3 separate regions of the Homo sapiens genome follow, and all the other regions are linked to region 1. The links are chromatin loops, found by intact Hi-C in ENCODE. Cell type or tissue: GM12878. All regions are shown on one strand. Region 1 overlaps LINC01963 (long intergenic non-protein coding RNA 1963). Region 2 overlaps SMARCAL1-AS1 (SMARCAL1 antisense RNA 1). Region 3 overlaps MARCHF4 (membrane associated ring-CH-type finger 4).

The links. Peaks named below come from ENCODE experiments on the same cell type or tissue, not always from the same donor. Only the 100,000 strongest peaks of a DNase experiment are listed, where the experiment ranks them.
Region 2: a loop joins it to region 1, with 6 times the contacts of the local background. A loop is called at or near these places in 35 of 110 quality-filtered maps.
Region 3: it touches region 1 in a loop (5-fold over the local background); 2 of 110 quality-filtered maps call a loop at or near these places.

The regions. Positions count from the first base shown.
Region 1 is chr2:216,218,276-216,226,275 of GRCh38, reverse strand. LINC01963 (long intergenic non-protein coding RNA 1963) reads right to left here. Exons shown (of 1, transcript NR_037701.1): 1 at 6,084-8,000. Among named protein-coding and RNA genes, the nearest start is that of LINC01963, 5.4 kb to the right of the region's middle. RefSeq lists an enhancer at 2,955-3,164. In GM12878, a CTCF peak has its summit at 3,558; DNase peaks (open chromatin) are centred at 3,255 and 3,305; H3K27ac peaks cover 2,239 bases.
Region 2 is chr2:216,400,734-216,408,733 of GRCh38, reverse strand. All of the region lies in intron 1 of SMARCAL1-AS1 (SMARCAL1 antisense RNA 1), which reads left to right. Among named protein-coding and RNA genes, the nearest start is that of SMARCAL1, 7.8 kb to the left of the region's middle. In GM12878, a CTCF peak has its summit at 4,530 (motif pointing right); no DNase peak of the experiment used is centred here; H3K27me3 peaks cover 211 bases.
Region 3 is chr2:216,279,087-216,287,086 of GRCh38, reverse strand. MARCHF4 (membrane associated ring-CH-type finger 4) reads left to right here. Exons shown (of 4, transcript NM_020814.3): 2 at 3,358-3,513. Among named protein-coding and RNA genes, the nearest start is that of MARCHF4-AS1, 20 kb to the left of the region's middle. RefSeq lists enhancers at 2,820-3,339, 3,340-3,860 and a silencer at 3,422-3,471. In GM12878, a CTCF peak has its summit at 3,358 (motif pointing right); a DNase peak (open chromatin) is centred at 3,396.

The sequences.
Region 1 (8,000 bases):
GTCCGGGAGGTGAGGGGCGCCTCTGCCCGGCCGCCCCTACTGGGAAGTGAGGACCCCTCTGCCCGGCCAGCCGCCCCGTCCGGGAGGGAGGTGGGGGGGGTCAGCCCCCCGCCCGGCCAGCCGCCCCGTCCGGGAGGGAGGTGGGGGGATCAGCCCCCTTCCTGGCCAGCCGCCCCGTCCGGGAGGTGAGGGGCGCCTCTGCCCGGCCGCCCCTACTGGGAAGTGAGGACCCCTCTGCCCGGCCAGCCGCCCCGTCCGGGAGGGAGGTGGGGGGGTCAGCCCCCCTTCCGGCCGGCCGCCCCGTCCGGGAGGTGAGGGGCGCCTCTGCCCGGCCGCCCCTACTGGGAAGTGAGGACCCCTCTGCCCGGCCAGCCGCCCCGTCCGGGAGGGAGGTGGGGGGGACAGCCCCCCGCCCGGCCAGCCGCCCTATCCAGGAGGTGAGGGGCGCCTCTGCCCGGCCGCCCCTACTGGGAAGTGAGGAGCCCCTCTGCCCGGCCACGACCCCGTCTGGGAGGTGTGCCCAGCGGCTCATTGGTGATGGGCCATGATGACAATGGCGGTTTTGTGGAATAGAAAGGCGGGAAGGGTGGGGAAAGAATTGAGAAATCGGATGGTTACCGGGTCTGTGTGGATGGAAGTAGACATGGGAGACTTTTCATTTTGTTCTGTACTAGGAAAAATTCTTCTGCCTTGGGATCCTGTTGATCTGTGACCTTATCCCCAACCCTGTGCTCTCTGAAACATGTGCTGTGTCCACTCAGGGTTAAATGGATTAAGGGCGGTGCAAGATGTGCTTTGTTAAACAGATGCTTGAAGGCAGCATGCTCGTTAAGAGTCATCACCACTCCCTAATCTTTAAGTACCCAGGGACACAAACACTGTGGAAGGCCGCAGGGTCCTCTGCCTAGGAAAACCGGAGACCTTTGTTCACTTGTTTATCTGCTGACCTTCCCTCCACTATTGTCCTATGACCCTGCCAAATCCCCCTCTGCGAGAAACACCCAAGAATGATCAATAAAAATAAAAAATAAAAAAAAAAAAAAAAAAAAAAAAAAAAGAACACATGGCATGGGCTGGGCGCGGTGGCTCACACTTGTAATCCTAGCACTTTGGGAGGCCTAGGTGGGTGGATCACGAGGTCAGGAGTTCGAGACCATCCTGGCCAAGGCGGTGAAACCCCATCTCTACTAAAAATACAAAAAAACTAGCCGGGTGTGGTGGCGAGCACCTGTAATCCCAGCTACTCAGGAGGCTAGGGCAGAGAATTGCTTGAACCCAGGAGGCGGATGTTGCTGTGAGCCGAGACTGTGCCATTACACTCCAGCCTGGGGGACAGAGCGAGACTCCATCTCAAAAAAAAAAAAAAGAATACATGCCATGTGTTACCCTAACTTCATGAGTCAGGTGGGTGCCAGGGGTACCAGAGAGCCAGGCTATCTCTAGCACCATCTAAGAAACTGTGATATCAAGACCTCTTCTTCCAGCCTGAGCCACAATCTTTTTCCACACCTTCCCTCCTTTCTTAAGGACCAATGAAAGGTATAAAGTCAAGGTATTTCCAGAGATTTTCCCAAACTGCACATATCCTGGGCTCTGGCATCAGGAGTCTCTTCTTTTCCCAGAAGCCTGGACAACCTCCCACTGACAGAGCTGATAATAAATGAGTTCATTATCAGGCTGCTGGGGCCCATGACAGCCCATCTGCTGGCATGATTAATTAAAACTTTGACTGGCGATGGGGGTGCCATCTCAGGGTCAGAAAGCAATTAATTGGAGCATCATCCAGGCCATTATTTCTGTTGGATTCTAGAATGACCAATGCCAGAGAGCAAGGTCTATGTGAGTCAGTCTCAGTCTCATTGCCTTACTCTCCTTTTTTTGTTTGCTTGTTTGTTTTTAAGACAGAGCCTCACTCTGTTGCCCAGGCTGGAGTGCAGTGGAACGGTCACAGCTCACTGCAGTCTCGACCTCCTGGGCTCAATCAATCCTCCCATCTCAGCCTCCTGGGTAGTTGGGACTACAACTGTGCACCACCATTGTGCAGCTCATTTTCGTATTATTATTATTATCGTAGAGACAGGATTTCGCCATGTTGTCCAGGCTGGTCTCCAACTCCTGGGCTCAAGCAATCCGCCTACCTTGGCTTCCCAAAGTGCTGGGATTATAGGGATGCCATTTTTCACAGAAATAGAAAAACCATTTCTAAAATTAATATGGAACCGAAGAAGAGCCCAAATCACCACCATACCTGGCCTCCTTACTCTCCTTTATATTTCTTGCAGTCTCTTCCCCAGGCAAGCCCACCCTAATGAAGCAGAGACAGATTGGTGGGAATCGGATCCTCAAATCCTCTAAGTGGAGCAGGAGGATCATCCTCTTAGGGCTTTCTACTCCTCCCAGGAGTGGGGAGTATTGGGATTCAAAAGAGGGTTTCACTCTGTTTTCTTGACTCTTGTGCTCAAGCACAGCAAACTCATCATTTTACATCCTTGTATTTGTCAGGTTTCCCCAGAAATAGGATATATATATATATAAAATAGGAACTGGCTCACATGATTATGGAGGCTGAGAAGACCCATGATATGCTATCTGCAAGTTGGAGAACCAGGAAAGCCAGTGGTGTAATTATCTGAAAGCCTGAGAACCAGGAGTGCCAATGTCTGAGGGCAGAAGATGGATGCCTCAGCTCCAAGAGGGAGAACAAATTCACCCTTCCTCTGCCTTTTGTTCTGTCCAGGCTCTCAACAGATTGGATGATGGCCACCCACATGGGTGAGGGTAAATCTTCATTACTACTGATACAAATGCTCATCTCTTCCAGACACACCCTCACAGTTACTCTGAGAAGGTTTTATAGCTATCCGGACATCACTTAACCCAGTCAATAATTATGGATATATAATTAACCATCACAGTCTTAATATAGCGATGTTCCCATCACTCTCTGTGTTCTGCTAATGAGCTGCAAAGCTGCTAGGTAAGGCCTCAGGCCCAAGCAGAGATCTTCAGCCCATAGAACCAGAAGCCCTGCATTTGGGGAAAAGCTAGGGGATTTCCTGGCCATAAATAAGGTTGTGGTTTTGGTCCCCAACTGGCTATGATCATGGTTTGCTTATCTCTGTAGTGAGAACACAGAGGGGAAAGAAGGACTCAGACTCTGGGAATAAACCCTGCCACCTCTGGAAACACACAGGAGAGGCACCACACTTCTTTTTTGTGCAGCCCACAGCTCCTGGCACATCACAGTGAGTTCCAACGTGGATGTCTCACTGGAATGAAGTCACAGGAAATGATTAGGTACTTTACTGTGCCCTCACAACCCAGAAAAGCTGTCAGGTTTGCCTTTGGTCAAACAAATTCTGTGTCTGTTTCTATATCACCTCTTCTGACTGTCTCAGTCCCCATGCTCTTCTACTACTCTTGAAACAAAACTTAATCCGGATCCATCATTCACCCCAAGATATAAATAGCTGATTACAGTTAAACTATTACTCTTATTAGGAGCATCGCATCTTCTCCTTTTCTAAGACAGCATCTCCCCCTGTTGACCAGGCTGGAGTGCAGTGGTGCAATCTCAGCTCATAGCAGCCTTGACCTCCAGGGCTCAAGTGATGATGCTCCCACCTCAGCCTCCTGAGTAGCTGGGACTACAGGTGCACACCCCACATGCCTGGTTAATTTTTCTATTTTTTGTAGAGATGGGTTTTGCTGTGTTGCCAAGGCTGGTCTCAAACTTCTGGGCTCAAGCAATCTGCCTGCCTTGGCCTCCCAAAGTGCTGGGATTACAGGCATTAGCCCCCAAACGTGGCCAAGGAGCATCTCCATTTTAACAAGGATCACAGCCTTGAGCTATGGGAATGAGATAGGTGCATTTTTAGAACAATGAGTGAAGGGAGCTTTGCAGTCTTTGGGACCTCCTAGAAATGACCTTTTGTACTATCATGTTAGCCAGTCCTCTTTTTCTGTATCCCCAATATTACCCCTTATTGAAGTTAGCATGATTTCACCATGTTATCACCAGGAAGAAAGTGAGGTGCAGCATTCCTCATCTGGCTGGGCTTGTCACATGAGACTCATAATCATAGGAATAAAGATGGAGAAGTCTTGGATTAAGTAGGACCTTGAATTAACTCATGTGCATATTCTAGTTAGGCTTTTGTGCTTCTGATAGGTGATTGTGCTTTTTGGTACCATGAAGGAAAGAGGAAATGACTCAGAGGCAAAAGAGGAGGAGTCTGGCTGCAGGAGTATGGCACAAGTATAGCTAAGAGAGGAGAGGCCAGGCAGGACATTGGGGCCATCCCTGTAGGACACTGACTCACACCAAGAGATGGCTAAAGAGGTCAAGTTCAAGGGAGACTAAAGGAAGACCTTCTGACTTGTCCCCTCGAGCCCTGAGCTGTATAGAGTCCATTTGCCTCCAAGCTATACAGGAAGGAGCATCCAGACAGCCTTTCTGCCAGTCTCACTCCACACAGATATGTAGAGCTACATATTAGCAAGAGTAGGAGGGAAACACCAGGACACGGTTCCTAAACTTGGCTGTACACTGGAATCAGCTGGGGATATTTCAGCGCTATTTATTGTTGCCTGGCTCCTACATTCTGATTTAATTAGCAGGGCCTGTGACCTGGGTGCTAGTTTCCACAGGTCCTCAGGTGAGGTGAATGTGCAGCAAAGATTACATCAGGAGCAGGTCTGAAGCCCTGCATGCGCCTGCCAGTGGCCAGCTTCTGTGATGCTTACCCCACTTCTCACAAAGCATGGCTTCTGGGGACAGGACAGAGTTGCAGGATGCTCAGTCAGTGCTCCTTGAGTGCATGAAGGTGGGGGCCAGCACGCCTGCAGCCCTGGGAAGACAGCGCTTACTTTGTTTTCCTTCTCCATAGGGCACACAGGCAAAGATGACACAAGGTGAGAGCTTTGCGGAAGGAGGCTGCAAAGAATGGGAGGTAGCAAACTGCAAGCACTTTCCTGAAAAGGGGGAAATGGTCAGAGGGGGACGTGGCTGAGGCAGGACAGGTGTATCATGGTGGAGCAGTGAGTAGGGCAGGTGGCTTGCTCTGAGAGGAGAGGAGAGAGCTGGGGTGGGGTGGGGGACAAGCTGACCCAGCCTGACAAGTGGGCTGAGGGAGCTTATGGGCACATGCTGTTGATACTGGGGCACCTTTTCCCAAGAATCTCAGGACAGGGCTCTCCACTCTCTTGGGGCTGTCCTGGATAGTACCTCATTCTCTCCCAAGCGATGTCAACTGCGTCTGAATTGTTCTCCTTGCATCCTGCCTCTTCAGTGCCTCTCCATCCTATTTGCACATTGCTGTCAGAATAATGCTGCTGAAGTGCCCATCTGACTGTATCTTTCTTCAAAAACAGGGTTTCTCCCACCATAACTGCCCTAACCTATCTTTGTCATCTAACTGCTCACCATTTTCCATCATGCACCTGACCTCACAGCAAACCAAACCACTTACCCTTTCCTGCATCTGGTCTGAACTCTGCTGTGTCCTCTATTTGAACGTCCTGGTCCTTTCCTCTTCATTAAATTCCTGCTCCATTTGTGGTTCATCTTAAATGCCACCAACTCCAGAAAGCTTCCCGTTACCAAGACTAAAATGAGTATCTTCTCAGTGGCTCTGAAACTCTTCTCAGCTCTCTTTTATAGCCCCTCTCATCTTGTAGATTCTGGCTGTTTGTGACCTTCTCTCCCTACTGGACCATGAACTTCTGGAGGACAACGAATGTGTGTTCTTCAAACTCTAATCTTCCAGAGTGCCCAGCAGAGCTCTGGATATAGCAGGTGCTCAATACATTATTTATTAAGCGGAATTTTACAGTCAAGAAACCTAGGACACATGTCAGAGAATGAGTAGGCACATACCTGCTTGTGGGGCAGCTGGAATATCAATAGAGAGGCATCTCTTCCTGCTAGGCATGATTTTGGGTAAGATCCCTGTGGCCCACATGATGCCCATGAGGACAAACATAAAAAGACAAGGCTGCATGCCTGGGACCCAGTGTTGTGCTGAACCCCTATTAACTTCAATAGGGAAGGCATAAGGTTCAAGACGCCAAAGAGACCCAGAGCCAGCAAAAGAGACGTGGGGTTTTATTGAGGGCTTACATACAGGGGAGGGAGTCCAGAGGTGGCGGGCTGGATAGAATTGTCTTACATACAGAAATGGTCCTGTGGTGTTGGGCTGGACAACATATCCGCATGGCCCGGTGGTGGCAGGCTGGGCAGGAAAACCACAACTGCCTGCAAACATCATGCAGTTTATACAGCATTTTCACTTAACCCCTTTCCCTAATGAGCGACACCTGGCAACTGTCATTTAACCCAAAACTTAAGGCCTCAATCCTCTCTACAGCCTGGGTTTCATGGGATGGGCCAGGGGCTCAGATGTCTATTATAGATAAGAAACGAATCTCCGATTGGCCACTCCCGGATTTTCTAGCTCGAAACACACATTCAGGAGCATCTGCCATATAGGGTCATTATAAAGGTGTGCTTAAGTTATTGCTATCAGGTGCATTTACCCTACACCGGGTAAGACACTGACCACATGGACTCTTTCTTCATAATGTGCAAGAATTCATGAATAAAAGGACACAAAGACATACAATATCTAATAACAGTGAACATTTATAGAATACTTGCAGCTTGTTTCATATTCACATTCTCAATAAATGCAGACAGATGATGTCTTCACAATTTAGTAGTCTGACCCTTTCCACCTATATAACATGGACAAATGTTTATCACCTCCTAACACAGCAAGAACATCTAGCACACATATCCGCACACACACACTTATAGAAAGAAGGGGACTAAAATGATTGAGTCCCATATTTCAGGTGCTGTTCTAGGCATCTGACAGATATAAAACACACTCCCCAAAGTCCTGCTCATGTGTCTGTGTCTAGTTCAATCCCCTCCCTCCCCTTTTACCCTTGCCTTACCACCCCTTGTACCACATGTATCTTCCTTTTAACTCCACACATTTATTCTCTGGAGATATAATAATCTCAGTGGCTGTCATGGGTTGAATTATGATCCCCCAAAAAGCTGTGTTGAAGTCCCAACCCTCAGTACTACTGAATGTGACCTTACTAGGAAATACAGTCTTTCCTAATGTAATTGGTTGATAAGCTCAGATGAGTGGGGTGGGCTCCTTATACGACTGGTGTCTTATAAGAAGATGCCCTAGGAAAGCAATACAGTGGCCTAGGAAGGGAATGTGTGCGTGTATGCATGTGCACTGGACACTGGGATTATGCCTTGTGTGTGGAATAACAATGTATATGTGTATGTGTGTGAGAGAGGGTTTGAGTCTGTGTGCCCATGCATTATGCATGAGAAGCCAAGGGATGATTTTTGCCCATTTACCATCACACACATGTATACTCTTCAGTCCTGAAATTCTGAGTGTCCTCTCTGCCTGGACCATTAATTAGAATCATGTATTTCCCCTGCCTCCCTTTGCCAGTGGGCAGAAGGCAGTTTCTGAGCAGTGATTAAGCCTCTATCAGGACACTAATGCAAGTGGCCCATAAAAGGCATCTAACCCTGACACTGTTGGAGGATCCAGGACCCAGGGAGTTGGAAAGAGGGAAGGAAAATCTTTAAAAGAGGGAGCCAGGTGAAGCGACACACTGCAATGTGACTGACCTGCTGAGATTCCAAGACCTGAAACACAAACATACATGTGCACGCACACCTCCTCCCATCTAGAACCCAACTGTTTTTGACTTCTGTTCTCTTAGCGGGCTTCCCATTCCTCCTATGCCCCCAACATTATCTGAGAGGCAGCTGTCTGTTTTGTAGGAGAAAAGAGATAGTCTGTTTGAGTGATGCACACTGGATCACAGAGCAAGTTATGGACAAAGATGGAACTGTCTCTGAGTGTCATTACTTAACTTGCTAATCCACATAGGGCTGGGGGTATCCACTCATAAAAAGCAGGGCAGGACATTTTAAAGCCAGACAGGGGCTGTGTAGA
Region 2 (8,000 bases), 180 kb before region 1:
CGGGAGGACACAGTTCAGTCCATAGCAGCACCTTTGTGTGTTGTAAAAACACACCCCTTTCTCCCAGGAAAGGAGCCTGGCTCCAGGACCCACTGCAAGCAGAGCATTGCCAGCCCCCAGCGGGGTGCCCCGGCCAAGTGGCAGTCTTGCTGCTTCCCCAGAAGAATACTTCGATTTTGCCAAAGCTACTTCCTCAGGTGGAAGAAATTGATTTCCCATCTCTCTGGAGTAATCATCCCTCCCCAATTCATGCAGACTTGGAAGAGTGTTAATCAGGGGGCCTCATCCTCGGGGAAGTCAGTGGATGCAAGATACGAGGGAAAACACCAGACCCCCTCCTTCTGGGAACTTAATCTGCAAGGATATGATACAATGAGAAAAAGACAACTGAACCGATATAGCCCAGCAGTGGCTTTGAATGGAGCCTGTTCCTTAGTTCCTGTCACCCAGCTTCGAGAGTCACCCTGACCCTGTTATTCCTGAGCCTTGATTTTGATTTTGCTATTCTGTGAACTGCCCTTAGCCTTCCAGTGAACTCTTTATTTTTATTTTTGGAGTGGGGAGACTCTAATTAACCAAAGTCAGTCTTTGTTGCTTGCATCCAAAGAACCCTGACTTCTTTTTTTTTTTTTTTTTTTTTTGAGACGGAGTCTCGCTCTGTCACCCAGGCTGGAGTGCAGTGGCGCGATCTTGGTTCACTGCAACCTCTGCCTCCTGGATTCAAGCAATTCTCCTGCCTCAGCCTCCTGAGTAGCTGGGATTCTAGATGCAAACCACCATGCCCAGCTAAATTTTGTATTTTTAGTAGAGATGGGGTGTCACCATGTTGGACAGGCTGGTCTTGAACTCCTGGGCTCAAGTTATCCACCTGCCTCAGCCTCCCAAACTGCTAGGATTACAGGAGTGAGCCACTGTGCCTGGCCAAGAACCCTGACTTCTAACTCTCAAGTCAAAGGAGTTTTATCATCCCTCCCTCCATTTTCCTTCCTTCTTTTCATCCTCCCCTGAAATATGCTGAACTCTCAATAAGCTGAAAATTTACTGTAAAATACAGGTGCAAAAGGCAACATTTACAAAAGGATCCAAATTATGTGAATTTGTCATTCTCAGGTTCAACCAAAGTCCCTTAGGATTCCACAACATCATCTCTAGGTTATCTTGGATTTATGGTCCCTTGAGGACAAGAGTTGCATCTAAGACATATTCTTTCCAGTCTATAACTCTTAATTATCCACCTTGTGTACTCTAGGGTCCTCAAAGTTTAATAGCAGCGCTACGAATACATTTCAAGAGAATCTGTCTCATTTTCTTTCCTTAACCCATAAAGTGAGATTTAGAAAGGACCTTAGAGAGCATTAATCTCTCTTTAGAACTAAAGAAATGGAAGCATAGAGAAGTTAGCTATGCCTGATGTCATAGACCTGGCACAGGCCAGGCTGGAATGAGGCACCTCAGTCCCCTAGTAGGGCTCTTTCTAGATGCTAATTAAATATACAGATAGTGATTGCATGCTTGCCCTTGCCTGACAGTGTATGTCTGGGCACCTAAAGTAGTTTCAAGTCCCTCTCTGTGGAGCTTACCTGATAGTGATGTAAGTACAGGGCTTCCCTCTTCCCTCAGCAAGGATTCCCTAGAGAGCACTTGACAGCCCTTTGGGGAGAGCTTTTTTGACAGCCACCCCTAGGGCATGTCATCGCTCAGGTTAATTACACCTAGAGTGCTGTGATGAGATTCAGGAGCAGATGCAATGCTTTGGGTGGAAAAGGAAGCTATTCCCTCTCAGATGCTGCCAGTTGGCAAAGACATTTGCATATCCAAAGCACAGAGGAGTAATGTAAAGGTTTATAAGCCAAGAAATTCACCTTCCTTAACGGTTGTTCCGTTCTGATGGACTTAATTGCTTGGAGTCTGACAGTTCCGTTTTTCTTCCTCCTCTTGTCTGCCTTCCTCTAGCCCTCCTTCTCCCTCGACTCTAAATGTCTTATGAAGACAGAATCTTCGTGTAATTTCTTTACACCACGCATTCCATGGCTTGGTATGAGGGTTCTCCTAGTGTCTTAATTTCTCTAACTGGTCTTGGTGGCTGTGATTAGTTCACAAGCCTCTCTCTCAAACCTGGCACATTTTCTGCTGGGATGGCTTTGTCTGTCCTTTGCTAAAAGCACCCACCTAGACACCCTGCTCCAGTGTTTTTAGACTTAGGAAATTTTACTTTTTTCTGTTTCTTCAATATTGCAAATTCCACTTTGTTCATATTCATCCATTCATTCTTTTTTCAACCATTCATTCTTTTTCTTTTCTTTTCTTTTCTTTTTAGACAGGGTCTGAGTCTGTCACTCAGTTTGGAGTGCAGTGGTGCAACCTTGTCTCACTGCAAACTCTACCTCCCTGGCTCATATGATCCTCCCACCTCAGCCTCCCAAGTAGCTAGGACTACAGTTGTGCACCAGTATGCCCGGCTACTTTTTGTATTTTTAGTAGAGACAGGCTTTTGCCATATTGCCCAGGCTTGTCTCGAACTCCTGGCCTTAAGCAATCTACCCGCTCAGCCTCCCAAAGTGATCCCCCAAAGGGATTACACGTGTGAGCCACCACGCCCGGCCTTCATCCATTGATTCTTATATTCACTTAACAAAAATTCAAGGACCTACTATGGGCTGCACGGTGTGCAGAAGCACCAGGGCTGCATTACTGATGTCACCCTTTTTAAATAAAGCTTACAGTTTAGTTAGGGAGGCAGATCCCCCCCACACAAAAGAAACAAAAAGAAACAAATCAGCTAAATGATAAGTGCTGTGAGGGACCTAAACAGAGAGCCCAAGAGGACACTTAAGAGGGAACTATTTCAGAGTGGTCAGGAAAGGTGTCCCCAGGGGAGACCTGAAGGAGGAGAGGAGGCAGCCATGCGGAGCTCAGAGGGAAGCGGGTTCTGAATGAGCTGTAGGGGCAAGCAACATCGAGCCCAGGCAAGGAAGAGCTGAGCTGGGCATGTTTGAGAAGTGGAAGTGAGGCCGGCTTGGCTGGAGGAGGTGCGAGAGGATGAAAAGGACACAAGATGGGGCTGGGGAGAGAAATAGGACAGATAACGTCCAGGTTCTTCAGTACCACGCAAAGACATTGGGAATTTGTTCTGAGAGCAGCAGGAGGCCCCTAATGAGATGCAAACCAGAGTGGAGTAACTTGTGTGTCTCAGGAAGCTACTTGCTGTTGTGTGCAGAAAGCCCCACAGAAGGGCAGAGTGGGGATAGGAGGACCTCTTAGGAAGCCGTTGCAGGAGTCTAGGGAAGAGATGATGGTGATGGAACTGGATGGACAGGTCAGAAAGCTATTTGGAGGTAGCTCCAGCACCATCTCTCTATCTCACAAAGCCTGAATGTCTGAGTCTAGCACATGCACATAAAGTGATGTGGCACATAAAGTGATGCACATGCACGTGCAGGGCTCTACTGCTCACCCCCTGTTGGCCACAATAGACATGAAGTTGGCTTAGAAATTCAAGTTCGGCTAGACGTGGTGGCTCACGCCTGTAATCCCAGCACTTTAGGAGGTGAGGCGGGCAGATCACTTGAGGTCAGGAGTTTGAGACCAGCCTGGCCAACATGGTGAAACCCTATCTCTACTAAAAATACAAATAAAATTAACTGGGTGTGGTGGCGCATGCCTGTAATCCCAGCTACTCAGGAGGCGGAGGCAGGAAGATCGCTTGAACTTGGGAAGTAGAGGTTGCAGTGAGCCGAGATCGTGCCACTGCACTCCAGCCTGGGTGACAGAGTGAGATTCCCCCCAACCCCCCCAAAAAAAAGAAAGAAAAGAAAAGAAAAAGAAATTCAAGGTCATACACTAAACTTTCTTTTTCTTTTTTATTTTTTTGAGACACGGTCTTGCTCTATCACCCCAGGCTGGAATGCAGTGACATGATCGTAGCTCACTGCAACCTTGAACTTCTCAGCTCAAGGGATCCTCTCACGTCAGCCTGTTGAGTATCTGAAATTACAGGCACACGCCACCAAGCCCGACTAACTTTTAAAATTATTTTTTGTAGAGATGGGGTCTCACTATGTTGCCCAGGCTGGTCTTGAACTCCTGAGCTCAAGTGATCCTCCTGCCTTGGCCTCTCAAATTGCTGAGATTTCAGGTGTGAGCCATCACATTGGGCTGAGCTTTCTTATGGACCATTTCTTCCTGCATATGAGGTAGCTTCTTTACAGAGACATAGATTGGAAAAATTATGTTCTTTCATGATTATTAAGGGAGAATGAAGGCAAAGGGAAGCCAAGTAGCTTGTGCAAGGATATAGAGAACGCTGGAGCCCAAACTTGATCTCAGGCATCCTAGTTTCTTCTACTCATCCAGCAGGCCACTCTGTAGCTCCAGCAAGTGGAGCACCATAAGCCTTTGATCAGTAGTCTACTCTTAATATATATAATTGTATCCACCACACTGGAAATTGCCTAAGTGTTCAAAGTGCATTTTTGTCTACAGATGTTAAATGTTAAGGTTGGATTAGAATTGGCTGTCTGCAATGTCCCTGAGGACCACAAGGGGGCGAATAGATAGGCTGCCTGTGTCCCTCTGTCCCTCTGTCTCACCTGCCCCTCTGTACTCCTTAATTTTTTTTATTTATTTATTTTTTTGAGAGGGAGTCTCTCTCTGTCGCCCAGGCTGGAGTCCAGTGGTACAATCTCGGCTCACTGCAACCTCTGCCTCCTGGGTTCAAACGATTCTCCTGCCTCAGCCTCCCAAGTAGCTGGGATTACAGGCACTCGCCACCACGCCCGGCTAATTTTTGTATTTTTAGTAGAGACAGGGTTCCACCATGTTGGCCAGGCTGGTCTCAAACTCCTGACCTCAGGTGATCCACCCGCCTCGGCCGCTGAAAGTGCTAGGATTATAGGCATGAGCCACCGCACCTGGCCTACTCCTTAATTCTACATGTGTATGCTTTGTCTCTTTGTGTCATTCTTTTTCATTTTATTATAGTAAATTATATCTATTTACTTTTTATCTTTCTCTTTCTCTCTCTCTCTCTCTTTTTTTTTTTTTCTGTGCTCCTCTAACCCCACATCCAGCTGCCCATAGCATGGAGCTAAAGCTTATTTCGCCCAGTTTGCCGTATGTGTTAAATTGCTCCTGGTTTTCAGTTCTCAAAGGGTACAAGTGAAACATTTCATATTTCCCTCCTCTAGCCTTTCCTCACGCTGATTTGATGTTTTCTTATATGGCCACCAATTGCCTTCCTCTTTTCTAGCTGAGTGGTCTTCAATAGAAAAAGAAAGAGGGGTCTACCCCTGACTGAAATAAAATAGCACACACACAAACAAAAGGCCAATCAGTTCTTAAGGAATTTCCTGAGTAGGGGAAAGGAAGGCTTTGAGGCCTGCATCCTGTCTCTACTGTAACTAAGATGGCACCAAAATAACCATCCAAAGTGTGGGATTCCTGTGGATCTGGGCAAAAGGCAATTCCTTCCTTCCCTTTCTCCAGCATTTCACATTTCTTATTGTCAGATTATTCTTTTTAATGTTTGCTCCAAATTATCTGCAAATTCTGTCCAAATTCTCTGCAAATTTGTTCTGTCCATGGGGGAAAGATAAATGGAGGGGCTGCTAGCTATTTTGTGTTCCTGTTGACTTGGAGGACTTACAATCAGCCCCTTGCACAGAGCCAGGCTACAAGCTGCGGGTTCAGACCTCAGGGTGGGGAGGATACAAGGCTGGCTTTCTGCCCCAAACAGACCTATTTATATCTGCATTCGATGGAGGCACAGCCCAGACTAAATCAGGGAGAAGGAACGGTCCCATTCATCGCAAGGATAAATTACCCTAATTGAGTGGTTAAGAGCCTGACTGATTTCTAGATACTTTACAGTAAGGGACCTGCTACTCCTAGATGCAATAATAGAAAACCACGGGCCATCAGAGCCATTTGGGAAAGAGCATTAGCATCCCGTCTGCTCACATCCTTGGTCCTCAGCACTGGTTTCCAGGAAATTAGCTCCCTTTTAACAATCAGTGCAATATTATTTGAGTTTTTACCTTAATTTTCTCTTGTACGTTTCTGAAAAAGCAGGGTCTCTTTTTCTTATCCCTACATGTATACATGTGCAGTATATGCCTTTTATTTTTAATTTTTTTCATTTTTCCATGTTACGACAGTATATGCCTTTTACATTTGACACAAATCTCTACTCTGAATTACGAAGGTAAATCCCCACGTCCCTCTACCCTGCCTCCGTAAAACAGGCAACTCTGGAATTCCTCCTCCGCACCCCCTCCAGCTTGCTATAGGCACAGACACCTCTGCTTCTGGAAAAAATGAAAACTTAGTTATTTACTTTTTGAAAAATGTAAAAGTCCTGCTTTATGCAGTCAGTTGGAGAACTGGCTTTTAAAAATATTATTATTATTATTTTTGAGACAGAGTCTTACTGTGTCACCCAGGCTGGAGTGCAATGGCATGATCTTGGCTCACTGCAACCTCTGCCCCCCGGGTTCAAGCGATTCTCCTGCCTCAGCTTCCTGAGTAGCTGGGCTTAAGGCATGTGCCACCATGCCCAGCTATTTTTTGTGTTTTTAGTAGAGACAAGCTTTCACCATGTTGGCCAAGCTGGTCTTGAACTGCTGACTTCAAGTTATCTGCCGGCCTCAGCCTCCTAAAGTGCTGGGATTATAGGCATGAGCCACTGTGCCTGGCAAAACAAAAAATATAAATTTTTTAAAAACTGTATCTTTTTGAATAGACAATGCATTTACATGATTAAAGCTCCATATATTTAATATATACAAAAGTATATATAGTGGAATGTCTCCTTTCTGCTGAGGGCAGATTTAAAAAGTAACCTATGGCATCAGAGATCCTCATTGGCATATATCCCTTCTAAGGCTCTGTATCTAATTTTGTATTTTTTTGGTAAAAGTGCTCCCCCCAAATTGTATGAGCTTCAGCACACCCAAAACTTGATTCTGCTCTTCTTCCATTCTTAACTCCCGCATCCCATTCCCTTCCCAGCAGGCAGCCAATGTCATCCATTTCTTTTTTTAAAAAATTGTTTATTTTTAATTGACTTATAATAATCATGGATATAATTATTATATTTCAATTACATAATCAATTTCTTGCATATTTTTCTGGATATATTCTATGCACATTTAAGTAAAAACATTTATTTATCTTCCCTTTCATACAGATGGCAGTGTGCTATATACACTGTTCTGCACTTTTTGCATTTGTCTTGGAGTAAATTCATCTCTTTAAATTTTGTTTTTTCCATCTGTAATATGGAAATAATTGTACCTATCCCATAGACTTCCTGTTAGGATTACCTGAGATCATGTAAAGCACTTAGCTCATTGCCTGGAATACATTAAGTAATCAATAAATGTAAGTTATTATTCTATTAATGTTTAAAATATACTACAAAGCTACAATAATAAAACTAGTGTGATATTGATAACATATTAGCAGACTGATGAAACAAAGTAAGAAGCCTCTTCAACTTGGTCTTTATGATTTGTGTGCAAGATACTGTTGCCAACAGATGAAATACAAACACTAAAAAGAAAGTTTGTCTCAAGGAACTTAAAGACTAGGAGAAGAGAGAATACCTGTGTGGAAAATATAATAAAAAAAGAATTGTGGATAAGATCAGTGCAGTGGTGTGTGCCTGTAGTCCCAGCTGCTTAGGAGGCTGAGTCAAGAGGGTTGCTTGAGCCCAGGAATTCAAGGCCTTAGTGGGCTATGATTATGCCTGTGAATAGACACTGTGCTCTAGCCTGGGAAACATAGTGAGACTCCGTCTCTAAAAAGAAATCAATCAATCAATCACAGATAAATGGCCTTGGGGGTTTAGTGAGGAGCTCTGATGATGGAGACACAGGGAATACAGAATCAGGAAGGTTAAGCGGATGAAGTGGTGTCTGAACTGGCTAAGTAGAAATTTGGAATCCAGCAATAATAGGAAGATGGTGGTTATGGCAAGGATGATCCAATCTGATGGAAGC
Region 3 (8,000 bases), 61 kb before region 1:
GTGCAGGTGGGGCAGCAGGATCCAGAGGATGGAAGGTGGATGAGCACAGCGGGTGGTGAAGCTCAGCGTCTGACGCCCGTGTGACCTTGAGTGAGTCATTTAACCTTTCTCCTCAATCAGAGATATCTCTTATATTGAGAGAATTTTACTAGGGTAGAGGGGGCGAGAATTCATCTCAGTGTCCATGTAGCTTTTAACAGAGCTTACTGCAAAGAGCGTCTTCCTAAGTTTAGCTTGAATCCATCTGGCTCATTTCCACTTCTGTTGTTCTTGGAGACATACAGGTCTGACCAGTAGTTGGCAAAGAGTCCCTGTGAAAGCTTTTTAGAAGCCCTAAACACTAAAAAGATGATGGGCTTTCCCCGAAATGTATATAGAAATACACTAAATCATAACCTACAAAATTTGCCTGAATGCAAGAGTTAAAATAGCTCGTTTCTCTGGATTCCACCCAACCCCCACAGCAAATACCCAATCATCACTTCCTTTTTCCTTTATCAAAGTTAAACTTTTCTAACAGTTTGTTGTCCTTGCTTTATTTTCTTCTTCTTCTTTTTTTTTTTTTTAGATGGAGTTGCACTCTGTCGCCCAGGCTGGCACTGCAACCTCTGCCTCTGCCTCCTTGGTTCAAGTAATTCTCCTGCCTCAGCCTCCCGAGTAGCTGGCGTTTTAGGAGCATGCCACCATGGCCAGCTAATTTTTATATTTTTTGTAGAGATGGGGTTTCGCCATGTTGGCCAGGCTGGTCTTGAACCCCTGACCTCAAGTGATTCACCTGCCTCGGCCTCCCAAAGTGTGGCATTACAGGCGTGAGCCACTGCACCTGGACCATCCTTGCTTTCTAATATTTGTAATGCCAGAAGCAAGTCCCTATGCTGTCTTTTGGGGTTTTCTTCTCCCTAAAGGAAAATGAATGGTTCGCTGGAGGGGAAGCAGCATAGTCCTGGCCTCTTGTCCCTTAGCCAGGCACTGGGATTAGGCCAGGTCACGCTCCTCCTTTCTCCACCCAGATTAGCATGCTGAGGCTCAGGGGGCTCCCATGAGCCCCAATGGTCCCACAACCAGAGCCCGGGTCTTGTTATCAGCTGTGCCCCAGGCAGCAGCTCTTCCTGCCTTGTCTCTTGGCTGCTGCTTGGGAAGCAAGGCGTGGAGACTTCACTGTCATTCAGCACCGTTGCCAGGGACCAGAAGTAATGTCTCTTACCTGATGGGCAATTTGACGTGGCTGCTTAACAATCCGATTAATCAAACCCAGCTCATCCTGTTAGAATTAATGAGCCTAGGAAATGCTGCCACGAATAATGAGGAATTCCACCCCTCCCCCAGCATGTCTCTCCACTCATCCCCTCCTGTTTCCTTTTCAGAGTCATATAGCAGCTCCTCAGTACAAGGGCCCTTAGGCCGTGATGGGTGTGCCAAATACCCAGCAACGTGGGCATCTCCAGCCTCTTCTTCTCCTCTCCAGGAGGTGGCTGCCTACCTGTAGTCAAAGGCTGGCCATGTCCTAGAGAAGCAAAACTTCTCGTTCATAAAACAGATATGCGTGCATTCAGCTCTCAAAATTGGATTGAGTATCAAACTTTACCAGGCCCTTTACTAGATGTTAGGGCTGCAAAGATGGATAAGATATTGTCCCTGTGAGGAGCAAATGGGGGCATGCTATAACAGAGGGTATGGGAAGGGCCTGGAGCCACAGCAAAGAGGGCCTGTTGTTATTGGAGGAGCAGAGTGGGGAACCAAGGAGGGTTTCATGGGGATGAGCACCTGAGCATTTCTGCCAAGTTCATTTATTGCGCAAATACAGAGTGCCAGGCACTGAGCAAGATGTTTGTTCCCAGAGTTAACAAAATGGATGTGGTTCCCATTCTCACGGAGTGGGCATTCTCATTCCTGTTCCTCAAGGCAGTGCAGGCAACCTGAGAAGACACTTGATTTATTTTTTCATGTACTTATTCAAACATGAAAACTTATTTAGGGCTTGGCACTGGAGGAAAGGGGTGCAAAGATGAATACCTCACCCTGCCTTCTGGGGCTCCTCTCGTGGGTAGACAGGGATATGCATAGATCCTCATAATGATGTGCCAAGTGTGCTAACAGGGATGAGCCCAAGTCACTCAGCATAAGGCACTCAGAGCTCAAAGCACTGTGCTCAACCTGGAGAAGTCAGGGACCACTCCCAGTAGGAGGCGGCATTCGAATCATCTTGAAGACAGTAACAGCTGACAGGTAGACCAGGTGTTAAAGGACATTCCAAACCTCAGCCAGGCCACAATGAGATCCTTGAATGATAGGAGTTGAAATGGAAAAGAAATATGATTCCAGGAATCTTAGAAGGAAGAGCTGATTCTATAGTCTGCAGCCAAGTGCATGATTACAGAGGCAGATGGAAATCCGTAATTTCAAGACCAGCCTGGGCAACATGAAGAGACCCCATCTCACAAAAAAAATAAAAAATTAGTCGGGCATGGTGGTGCATGCCTGTAGTTTCAGCTACTTGGGAGGCCGAGGCCAGAGGATCACTTGAGCTCAGAAGATCAAGGTTGCAGTTAGCCGCAATCGTGCCACTGCACTCCAGACTGGGCAGCAGAGTGAGATCCTGTTCCAAAAACAACAAACAAACAAAAAACACAGGTTTCAGCCATGGCCATCTGACATATGGTCATGGGAAGTTCTGGAGAGTGAGCCCAATGCTGCCGTCCACTCAAAGGAAGTTTCAAATCCTCACACCATCTTGCTCAGTTGAGTCCTCTGCCTCTCTGATTCCAACTCCTCCAAACTGGGCTTCCTAGCTACCCCCAGCCAGACCCAAGGGTGACTGGAGGGACCCAGGCCTTCAGTGAGGGCATTTGTCCAACCTCCTAGATCCCCACATCTACACTGGCTAGAGCTGATGGTGGCTTTCCCTTTAGCTTGGGTCTGATCCTTCCAATTCAGTCTCCACTAGCTAGCTTTTGTTATCTCTGTTGCCTGTCTGTCCTTGAGGGCATTTGAGTTTGCAACTCTTGGCTGAGCCTTTACGGAGACACTTCTGCAGCCTGACACCCCACTGTGAACAGCAGAGGCTTCCGCAGAAACCAGCCCGCTCATGTTCGTAGAACCTTAGTAATTAATAGTACTGTGCTGTATCAAGCAGTAGCAGGGGCTCAGAGCCGTTTGTTGTGCTGACCAACATGGTTTGGCTCTCATGGTGGGGGTGCAGGAGCCCAGGCCTCCTCCATGGAGTCTGGTGCCCCCAAACAAAGCCTGTGGCCTACTTGGGTGGCTCAAACCAGGCTGCAGCTGCCACCCTCCCGCCCATCACTCACCCACCAGCCACTGTAGGTCTCAGCCTCATCACCCTGTGCTCTCTCCCTGCAGGGGGAGCTGCTGAGCCCATGCCGCTGTGATGGCTCGGTCAAGTGCACACACCAGCCTTGCCTCATCAAGTGGATCAGCGAGCGGGGCTGCTGGAGCTGCGAGCTGTGCTACTACAAGTACCACGTCATCGCCATAAGCACAAAAAATCCTCTGCAGGTACAACCCAGGGCTGCCTGGTGGGGTTGCTGGGCCTGGGGCTTCCACACCACCTGCTTTAGCAGGAGGCTTACTTCACCTTAGATTCAGGGCAGTTTGAGGAAAAGGAAGAAGATGGGCTGGGTGGGCAAGCACGGTGGGCGGCGTGGGGCAGGAGGGGATGAAAGGACATTTGTGTTTTCTCTTAAGCTTCAGCAAGAAGAAGAGGAAGAGATGGGGCAAAGAGAGGGAAATAGATACAGAAGGAAAGAAGTGTGGAGAATCAGAGGGAAAAGGGAGAATAAGTAAGTGAAAGGATGAATAAATGAATGCAGAAAGGAGAGGAAGAAAGAAGGAAAGGAAAGGAAGAAACGAAGGAGGCAGGGAAGAAGAAGAAAAAGAGAGAAAGGCCAGAGGGCAGAAGAGAACAGGAAACAAAAAGACAGAAGGTGGGAGGGGTGAGGAGAAGGACTGAGATCAAGCTATGGGCTGGTAAAGAAGAAATAAGAAGAATAGACTCAATGGCCCTTCTCATACATCAATGTGCATGTAATTGATCTGCAGTCTTCTCAAAATGCAGGCTATTCTATAGGTCTGGAGCAGGGATGTTGTATTCGGTAGGTCTGGAGCATCTGTTGATGCTTCTGGTTCAGAGACCACACTTCCAATGGCAAGGGACAGAGGGAAAAACAGAAGAAACAGGAGAGGGAGGCAGAGAAAAATGGGAATAAGAGCAATAAGAAATAGAAGAAGGGGAGAGAATATTAAAAAGCTACTGTGGAAAGGCAGGCAGGGCCAGGGTGGAATGAGGGCCTGCCACACAGATTCAGACAGAACTTAGGGATCCTCTGCCTGCTCCCACCACTCTATCCCTGCCCTGACACATCCATTGTCCCCAGGGGAGCTGGCAGGCCTGTGCCACCCTCACAAATGCCCCAAATCAAGCAGCTCTCCTTTGAGGAGCACACACATACAAAGAGCATTTTGCTTCTGAAAATACCTCCACATATCCATGATCAACAAATTAAGCTGCCACATAATCAATTAGTGAGCACGAGAGTGAGGATGGGGACTTCAGCTCCTGGCACAGTCTCACTCCTCCTCTCTGGGGTGGTGGTGGAGGGGGGAGTCCTGAAAGCCCAGGAGGGGTAATGGGGGTTGGGAGGGATGGTGGCGGTGGGGTCTTTGCATGGAGGAGCAGCTGGAAGCACCCACAGCTATGGTGTCCAGGGTGTTTTATTTTACACCCCATAGAGTTTTACATGGGGCAATCCCAGGAATGAGTGTGTGTGTATGTGTGTGTGTGTTGCACACACACAAGTGTGCTGGGGTTGCAGGGCATTTCTGGAAGGTGGCACTAAAAGCCCCAGGCACCTTAGCCCTCTTAGTAGTATACCAAGGGGCCATAAAGAGGTGCCTTTCCCTGCTGCTGGTTCCATCTTCAATTCATTTCAAAATCTCAAAGTGTCTTAAAATAGCAGTGTCACGAGACAGCTGACTCCACGTCCTCTGGGTTCCAGCAGGGGTCTGAATGCATTAACCCTCCCCTTCCTTTTCAGCCAGCTCAAGCCTCAAGAAAGGATCAGATTCCAAACTCATGAGCCCACCCCAAAGTACCCTTCCTTGGCTCCACCCTTGGCTCATAAAGTGAAAATGCATTTAGGGATAACTTTTTCCTGGGGGTAAAAAATGAAAAGGTTATTCTAATCTCCCAAGTCAGGTAAGCAAGTGGCAGTGTTAGCAATATGGATCTATAAGGATCCATATGGATATATTCCTGAGTCCCTACCCTGTCTTCCACTGTGAGTTTCTTGACACTCACTGCTGGGGGCTCCCTCTGATTCTGTTGCTCCTGGAAATGCAATTGTGTGTGCTCAGTAAATGCCATCTCACTTCTGGATAGCACTGGAAGAAGGAAGTAGTTTGGATTAGAAGCAATTTTGTGTGGTTGTGGTCCAAATTGTCCCAATTGTATGTCCTGTGCTCCTCAGGCCCAGCAACATGTGAGACAGCTGCCTGCTCAGTACAGTGGGCAACTTCTGGGCTACTATGCCCCAGCCCAGCTGGATCATTTGCAGTGTAGGATGGAGCTGGCAGGCCCCACCACAAGTGGGCGGAGCAATGGATGGGAATCCCAGGCCTGCCTCTGCTATCAGAGAGGGGAAGCTCCTTCCAGGTCTCCTGGTTCTCTTACCTCCTGGTTCATGCCCCAGACAGAGTCATGAGAAATAGGCCAGGCATGGTGGCTCACATTTGTGATCCCAGCACTGATGGGAGGCTGAGGCTGGAGGATCACTTGAGGCCAGGAGTTCAACACCAGCCTGGGCAACATAATGAGACCCTGTCTCTACAAAAGAAATTAGCTGGGAGTAGTAGCCCATGACTGTAGTCCCAGCTACTCGGGAGGCTGAGGTGGGAGGATTATTTGAGCACAAGAGGTCTAGGTTGTAGTGAGCTATGATTATGCCAGTGCACCACTCCAGCCTGGGTGGCAGAGCGAGATCCTGTCTCAAAAAAAAAAAAAAAAAAAAAAAAAGTTGTGAGAAATAATACACTGTTTCCTGTGTCACATGGGGCATCATCTCAGCGACCCTCCAGAAGCAATATTTCCAGCCAGAAGAACCACTGAGAAAGGAGGCACAGCATGGCCCTGAGAGTCTAAAGGTTTCATGGCTGCTTCCTACTGTCTCTTTGTTACATGTGAATTGCAATTATTAATGAACATTTAGTTAGTGCTTATTAGGGGCCAGTCAGTGTTCTAAATATTCACATATATTGTATAATTTAGTCCTGGAAACAACCCAGTGAAGTGGGCACTATTATTTTTCCTAAACTACAGATGAGACAATGGAGGCACAGAAGGGTTCACCAACATGCCCAGGGTGACACAGCTACCGAGTGGTGGCGTAGATGTGGGGGTCTGACTCCTGGGTCCAGGTCTTAACTTCTGCACAGGCACGTTTGGGAATATCCCCTCCTTGACAGGCTGATCTGTATTTTTGCTGAAACATCATTAAGAATGCCCTTCAAAGCACTGGTTTAAGAGTGATTTCATTTAACATAACACTCTAGGAAGCAGGAAAGACCAATTATTTCTATTTTACAGAAAGGAAAGTTGAGGGTCCTCATGATTGATTGACTTCTCCTAGGTCACACTCAGTGCGTAGGAGCGGAACCCAATCAGGATCGGGTCATCTGATCCCTCAGTTGGTGCCCCTTCCTGTTCTAAGGCACACAGCATTCAGTCTCTGTGCTCTTCCGCTTGTCTCTCCATTCATTGGTGCTGCAGGATGGGAGTTCAGGGTATGGAGAAACCTCATGATACTGAGATCAGAGTGGGGATCTGGTGGCAGCCTGGTACCCTGGGTGTCCTTCTCCCCCTCCCAGCCCTCCTGTGAGTTTTCAGAGCTCGCTCACTCTCTGCTTTCTCCCTCATCTCTGTGGAGCCTCATATGGGACAGACAGGAGGAGAGTGCCTTGTCCATAGAACCCCACCCTGCTCCTTCGTCACGCTTCACACTGCAGTCAGGAGCCCCATTTAGGTTCCACAGCTGGCTTCAGAGGTGGTAGAAGGGGTTTTAGGGATGAAGAGAAGCTTTCTGGGCCTCTATATTTGGCATTTTTGAAGTCTAGAGGAGCAGGAGAAAGTGAGGATGATGGATGCCTCAATGGTAGAAACAAAAACTCAGCCAGAAGCCCTCTTTCCAGGCAGGAGGGCAGGCCCTGGAAAAAGCATTTGTTGTGCATGAAAGAAGTCTGTATGATGAAGTCATCTTCTGGAAAATCCTTTCATTATGTGTAACCCTAGGCGGGGGGAAACAGTGGAAAATGTAAAGGCCCAATTACCTGTAATGGAGGCTATCTGTTTAATTAAATGTAGACGCTGATGTCCTATGTCTGGACCAGCAAGTGAAATGTTTCCCAACAGTTAAAATTCCCTGGAGGCCACTGGCCAGGCCAATCCCAGCTGCAGCCAGAATGAATCAAATGCTTCCATCCGGGTCTCCCTGTTGGCAGAGGGAAAGTAGTCTGCCTTTCCTCAGAGTTCAGTGAAATGCTTTCTGGGGGTGTTCTTTGCAGAGTGCTATGCAAATCTGTCCAGTCAAAAGATGTCCTCCCCCTACCTTCCCAAATTTGATCCTGTCAGTCCTCTGCTTAAAACCATTCATATCATCACATCTACACTTAGGACAAAGCACAAAGTCTCTGCATATTCTACAAGGTTCTGTGTGATCTCTCATTCTTCCTTTTCCAGTTGTCTCACCCCACAAGCTCTTTTGCTGTCTCCACTCCACCCACTTGTATCTTCTCCCAGGCTTTTATCCTTCCCATGCTTTCTTCTGGCACAGGCCTTTCTACATGCTCTTCCCTCTGCCGGGAGCAGTCTTCCCTCCTTTCTTTGCCTAGTAACCGCTTAGTCAGCTCAAGTATTGCTTCCTCTGGGAAGTCGAATCCCCCTATCACCGGCTCTCACTGTGCCATGTTCCTCCCTGATTTACCCTTGATAA